Regions from separate parts of the Homo sapiens genome. Here region 2 is linked to region 1. The links are chromatin loops, found by intact Hi-C in ENCODE. Cell type or tissue: mammary epithelial cell. All regions are shown on one strand. Links, peaks and the distances in the headings refer to the core of each region. The heading gives the core; the rest is flanking DNA.

What was found. Hi-C counts contacts between places; a loop is a spot of excess contacts. Peaks named below come from ENCODE experiments on the same cell type or tissue, not always from the same donor. Only the 100,000 strongest peaks of a DNase experiment are listed, where the experiment ranks them.
Region 2: a loop joins it to region 1, with 5 times the contacts of the local background. A loop is called at or near these places in 3 of 110 quality-filtered maps.

What each region holds. Positions count from the first base shown.
Region 1 is chr1:113,676,934-113,679,864 of GRCh38, forward strand. The region is part of intron 19 of MAGI3 (membrane associated guanylate kinase, WW and PDZ domain containing 3); the gene reads left to right. Among named protein-coding and RNA genes, the nearest start is that of PHTF1, 81 kb to the right of the region's middle. RefSeq lists an enhancer at 394-688. In mammary epithelial cell, for the core only: a CTCF peak has its summit at 1,144 (motif pointing left); no DNase peak of the experiment used is centred there.
Region 2 is chr1:113,324,061-113,326,991 of GRCh38, forward strand. No RefSeq gene overlaps it. Among named protein-coding and RNA genes, the nearest start is that of MAGI3, 65 kb to the right of the region's middle. In mammary epithelial cell, for the core only: no CTCF peak of the experiment used is centred there; a DNase peak (open chromatin) is centred at 1,151; H3K27ac peaks cover 490 bases.

The DNA.
Region 1 (2,931 bases), core at 203-2,702:
GAATTATTGTGTGTGTGTGTTTTTATTTTTAAGATCAGTTCCCAGGACTTATTACTGGGTGAACAGGACTGGGGATATATGAAGTAATTAGCAACAATCTTAGTGTCATTAAGAAAACAAGAAATGTTAATTTGTAACATAGATGGAAGGATATTGAGAATCATTGAGAGGTTCTTCCTTTCGGTCTGGTTAAGATTTAGAGAGGAGAGAGAAAAAAAGTGTTCTGGGATAAGGAACTGAGAAATAGCTGAATGGAAAAGGTTCATATTAGGGAATAGTGTCAAACTTAAATATTTAACGTAGAACATAATCAGATTTAGAAAATATTAAGTGTTTGCTGTCTTTGAGGCAACATGTATTTTCCTACACAACATGCGTTTTTACTTATATTAGTCTCAAAAACTCTGAGATAGGTGACATTATCCCCACTTACAGATTTAAAACTGAGGCTCAAGGAGACTTAGTCACTTGCAGAGATCACTCATCCTGTGCAGGCCACAGTGTGACCCAGGTATGACCCTAGTCCGTCGTCCTCGAAGATCGGTTCATGTGCTTTCCGCTATGTCAGGTCTTGGCTTGAGTCCAGTTTGGATTGGATTTCATTGATAGGCAGACAGTTTCTTAACAGGTTGTGAGATAATATAAGCCATGTGGTAGAAATATTTTGTCATTTTAATACATTTGTAGTGGATGTTGTTTTTAAAACGACAAGACTGCCTATAAAAAAATAGTGATTTGTTTAAAAAAGGGAACATTCTTTTTCCCTATTCTTCCTACTTCTTTTCTTTTGGTTCTCCTATTTTTTTTCCTTTCTCTTTTCTTTCCTCTCTCTTCTCTGTCCCCATAATTATTTTTCAATAATACAAAACTGAACTTGAATCTTTGTTCTATTTATCAAAAGATGTTTTCTCCAAATTATTTTTTATCACATTTTTAAAGTGACTTAAAATGTTAAAAGGATGTTTACTGGGTGAATTTACTCCTCTGAATTTCCCTCTCAGAAGAGTCTTTTTCATCTGTAGTTTTGTGTATGTAGGTCTCTGCAGAATTTCTCCCACTCTGAGGGCCTGTCTACCATAAATCTTAAAGCAATGGCTCCCCCTCCTTCCCCTCATTCAGTTTTAAAGTTAAACAGAAATGACACCTGGTGGCAAGTCTGTTCAATTACAAGTTTTTGTTGTTTTTTTTTTTTGCAGTTTATTGCAGGAAAAGAATAAAAAGTGTTCTGGGTTGGAGAGCTTAAGCTAAAGAATGTGATTGAAATAAATTATAACCTCAAACCTGTTTTACAAGATATGCCCAAAGCAGTGTCCAAATACTATCTACTTTAATTTTCTTTATCAGCAAGATTATATATCTAGTGCTAATTTCTTACCTACATTGCCTCATGAAAATGATTCTTCTTCCATCATTTATCAAGGGAAATCTAAGTATTGGCTTTTGTTTCACTTATATATTCTGGATAGTAAGGGGTTTCTAAATTATTCTCCATCCTGCTGTCTTACTTTGGTTTTATTAAGGTGTTTTCATCTTACATATTAAATCCATCAATCTTGTTTCTGATATTGTCCATTTGTTCAAGAGTAAGCCTCCCTTGTTTAAAATAAGTATGCAATAAGACCTTTAGTCTATTTCATAGTTGACTTGAATTTTTTTGCATTGTATAGAATGGAGTGCAGTCTACAGTTAAATCTTCGTAATGATACACTTTAAAATAGCTTGAAAACTAATATTTGCACTTGGTATATAATCATGTTTTATCTTAAGTCCTCCCAGAATCCCACGAAATAGGTACTAATATTATCCTCATTTAACAGATGAAAAAAATGAGACCACAACACTAGAAAGAGGTGGAGCACAAGATGTGAACCACAGCCTCCTGACCGCCTGTGCCATGCTGTATCTGTAGAAAGAGTTGGCCCACTGACCTTTGTTAAATATTGAGTCCTTCTGTTTTGTTACTTCTGGATTGGCTTATTATTATTTCTATTCTTTAGTCACCTTGCAGCTAGCTTCAACTCAAAGGAACTTCTGGATTGTTTTAGTAAGCTCTTACAAATATTTGAGTATTTGCTTTTTGGAATTTCAGTAATATGCCATTGTCTAATTTTTCTGTTTTGAAGCCAGTATCCTTCATTTTACATGTCACCTTGAAATATATTTTTTCAACTTTTTTTTAATAAGTTCAGTGCGGCACATGTACAGGTTTGTTACACAGGTATATTGCATGATTCTGAGGCTTAGAATATGAATGAGTTCCCATCTCCCAGGTAGTGGGCATAGTACCCAATAGGCAGTTTTTTAGCCCTTGACCCTCTCCTTCCCTCCCCCCATCTTGTATTCCCGTGTCTGTTGTTCTCATCTTTGTGTCCATGTGTACTCAGTGTTTAGCTCCCAATTACAATTGAGAACATGAGGTATTTGGTTTTCTGTTTCTGCGTTAGTTTGCTTAGGATAATGATGGCCTCCAGCTCCATCCATGTTGCTGTAAGGGGACATGATTTCGCTCTTTTTATGGCTGCATAGTATTCTATGGTGTGTATATACCACATTTTCTTTATCCAATGCAGCATTCATCAACATGTGTTTGCTTGAAATAGATTTAAAATCAGTACCATCATTATGTTTAATTAGGTCTGTTCCAAAGTTATACTTGACTTTTACATATTTTCCCTTTTTCTTTTAAAATAACTCAGACATTTCTAGTAAATCACAATGGTACTAAGGTATATCTTATTCTGATCCCTAGTTTTATGTTTATTTTCCTGAAAAATGATTTTTTTTTTTTTTTGAGACGGAGTTTCGCTCGCTGCCCAGACTGGAGTGCAGTGGTGCAATCTCGGCTCATTGCAACCTCCACCTCCCAGGTTCAAGTAATTCTCTTGCCTCAGCCTCCCAAGTAGCTGGGATTACAGGCATGCGCCACCACAC
Region 2 (2,931 bases), core at 181-2,680, 350 kb before region 1:
TTCACCTGCCTCAGCCTTCCAGGTAGCTGGGATTACATGCACGTGCCACCACACCCTGCTAATTTTTGTATTTTTAGTAGAGATGGGGTTTCACCATGTTGGCCAGGATGGTCTTGAACTCCTGACCTCAGGTGATCTGCCTGCATCGGCCTCCCAAAGTGCTGGGATTACAGGCATGAGGCACCGTGCCTGGCTGGAGATGACATTTTTTCATCTATCAGATTGATAAAAAAGGCTTATCTGTGAGAGTGTGAAGGAATAAACATTTACACATTGTTGGTGAGATCATAAATTGCTGTAAACATTTTAAAATGTAAGATTGAAAATAATTTCATATCCAGGAATTATGCTGCACAAGTACACTGAGATCTTAATTCAAAGATGTTCATTGCAGGATTCTTTGCAATAGCAAAATATTGAAAATAAACAAAATATCAATCCATAGGGAACTGGATAAATAAATTTTTATATATTCATAGAGTAGAACTATATGCATTGACATGGAAAGGTTTCCAGACCTAGAACCCTCGGATATAAATAGTACCTAGTACTATTTTAGAAACTTTAATAAACAATTTTTTCAGAAAGGTATTCACAAGTAAGTTTTTTGCAGTGGTTGCTTTGGGGAAGCGGGTAGGTTTGGGGTTGTGGAAGGGGGGAGATTTTTGCTTTCTCATTTTATGCCTTTCTATACTATTTTACTTTCTCCCGTATGTGTGTATTATTCATATTTGTAAAAACAAAGAAAATGAAATGAGTTGACTTTTATCCCCCTACTCTGTCGTCCAGACTGGAGTGCAGGGGTGTGATCACAGCTCACTACAGCCTCAACCTCCCAGTCGAGGGGATATTTCCACCTCAGCCTCCCAGTGCTGCTAATTTTGTCTTCTAAATATTTATTGACCTCACCCCTCCTCTCTATCCTCACTTTTTGCCCTGTTTAAGGCCAGCTGGGACTACAGGCCTATGCCACCATGCCCAGCTAATTTTTAAAATTATCTGTAGGGACAAAATTATTTGTAGAGACAAAATTATTTGTAGAGACAAAGTGTCGTTGCCCAGGCTGGTCTCAAACTCCTGGGCTGCAGCAATCCTCCTGTCCGGCTCTCCCAAAGTGCCGGGATTACAGGTGTGAGTCACACATGCTTGGCCATGAGTTGGCATTTTTACTAATCAAGTTAGCAAAGTGTTTTGGTTTTGTTTAGTTGTTTTTAATGATGATTTTCTGCAGGAAGAGATATTGTGAAATGGATAACCTTACAATACCAGTGGCATTATAAATTGTTGCAATCCTTTTTGAAAGAGGTTTGATAACATGTAACAAAAGGTTTTAAACATTTGTATATTTTGATACTGTAAACATTTTTAAGAAATCTATCTTAAGGAAATCTGTCCCATACATGGAAAGCACTTTATATATAAAGATATCAATGAAATTATTATTTTAAATATCCCAACATTAGAAACAAATATCCCATAAAATATGAATTAAAGCACATCCATAGACAGTCAATATTATCTATTTAAAATAATATTTACAAAGATTTTGTTACAAAATAAATACGTTTGAGGTGTAATGTTAAGAGAAAAAAATATCACACACTGTTAGACTTAGTGGACAGAATGATCACAACCATGTTAAAGGATCTTCTTAGAAAAATACTGACAGGAATGTTAATTAGTGGGTAGCAGAACTTTTTCTTATCCTAGCTTTCGATAATTTCCAAGTTTTCTAAAATAAGCATTTATTATTTTATATTGGAAAAATAACTATTCTGTAAAGAGGAAATGAGACATGCTTGGTATGATTTGTTCATAGTCAATGTGTTCTGAGGCTAAATTAATCCACCATTTTAATTTCTAAATGAAATGTTCATTTACTGTTTCCAAAAATTGGCTACAGCATTTTGCCAAGGACCAATCATCAAACTTGCCAATTTTTATTATCCAAAGACACTCATTACTCATCACCAAGTGCTGCTAATTTTGTCTTCTAAATATTTATTGACCTCACCCCTCCTCTCTATCCTCACTTTTTGCACTGGTTAAGGCCTTTATCCTGACCGCACCTCCAGCTTCATTCTGGTTTCCCTCCATTTCACCCTCCACTCTGCCATGAGAGCAGTCTTTTTACAACACTGTTATACCACATTATTCATTTACCAAAACCTTCCCATAGCTCTTATGGCCCCAGGGCCACAGGGTTCTTGGTGAACCTACCAGACTCTCCTGACCCAAGCCCTGTCTGCATCTCCCCATCTCTCTTCAGCTGAGAATACAGAGGTGCTCATGGTTCTCTGAGCTCACCCTGCCACTTTACAACTCCTTGGCTTTGTTCATACCATTGCTTCAATCTAGAACCTTCTTCATTTGCTAACTCTCTGCCTTCCCCATGCCTCAGGCCCAACATCTGCTCCTCCAGGAAGACTTCTCTGACCCACCAGGCTGGGTCACAAAAGTGAACAAACCAATACTGCTTGTTAGGTTTTCAGAGCATTTGCATATAGAATAACACATCTAGCCCTCGTAATAACCCCGTGAAAATGGCAAGAAACACATTATCCACATTTTACAGATAAGAAAGGTAAGATTCAGACAACATACTTGGTTGAAATCATGTGGCTCATAGGGCAGAGCCAGGACTGGTACCCCGGTAAACCTTGACCTTAAATACAACGTTTGGTTTTTGTTTTGTTTTATTTCCTTTCGTGCTTGCTTTCTGAGCTGCTAAGATTAGAGAGGCAAACCTAGAGAGGCTGAGGAGCTGTTCAGGAGAAGGGGAATCTAGCTGATAGAGAATCTTGACATTTTTCAGTATGTCAATTGCCTTTTTCAACTCCAGAATTTCTTCCTGATTCTTTTTAATTATTTCAATTTCTTTGTTAAATTTATCTGATAGAATTCTTAATTCTTTTTCTGTGTTACCTTGAA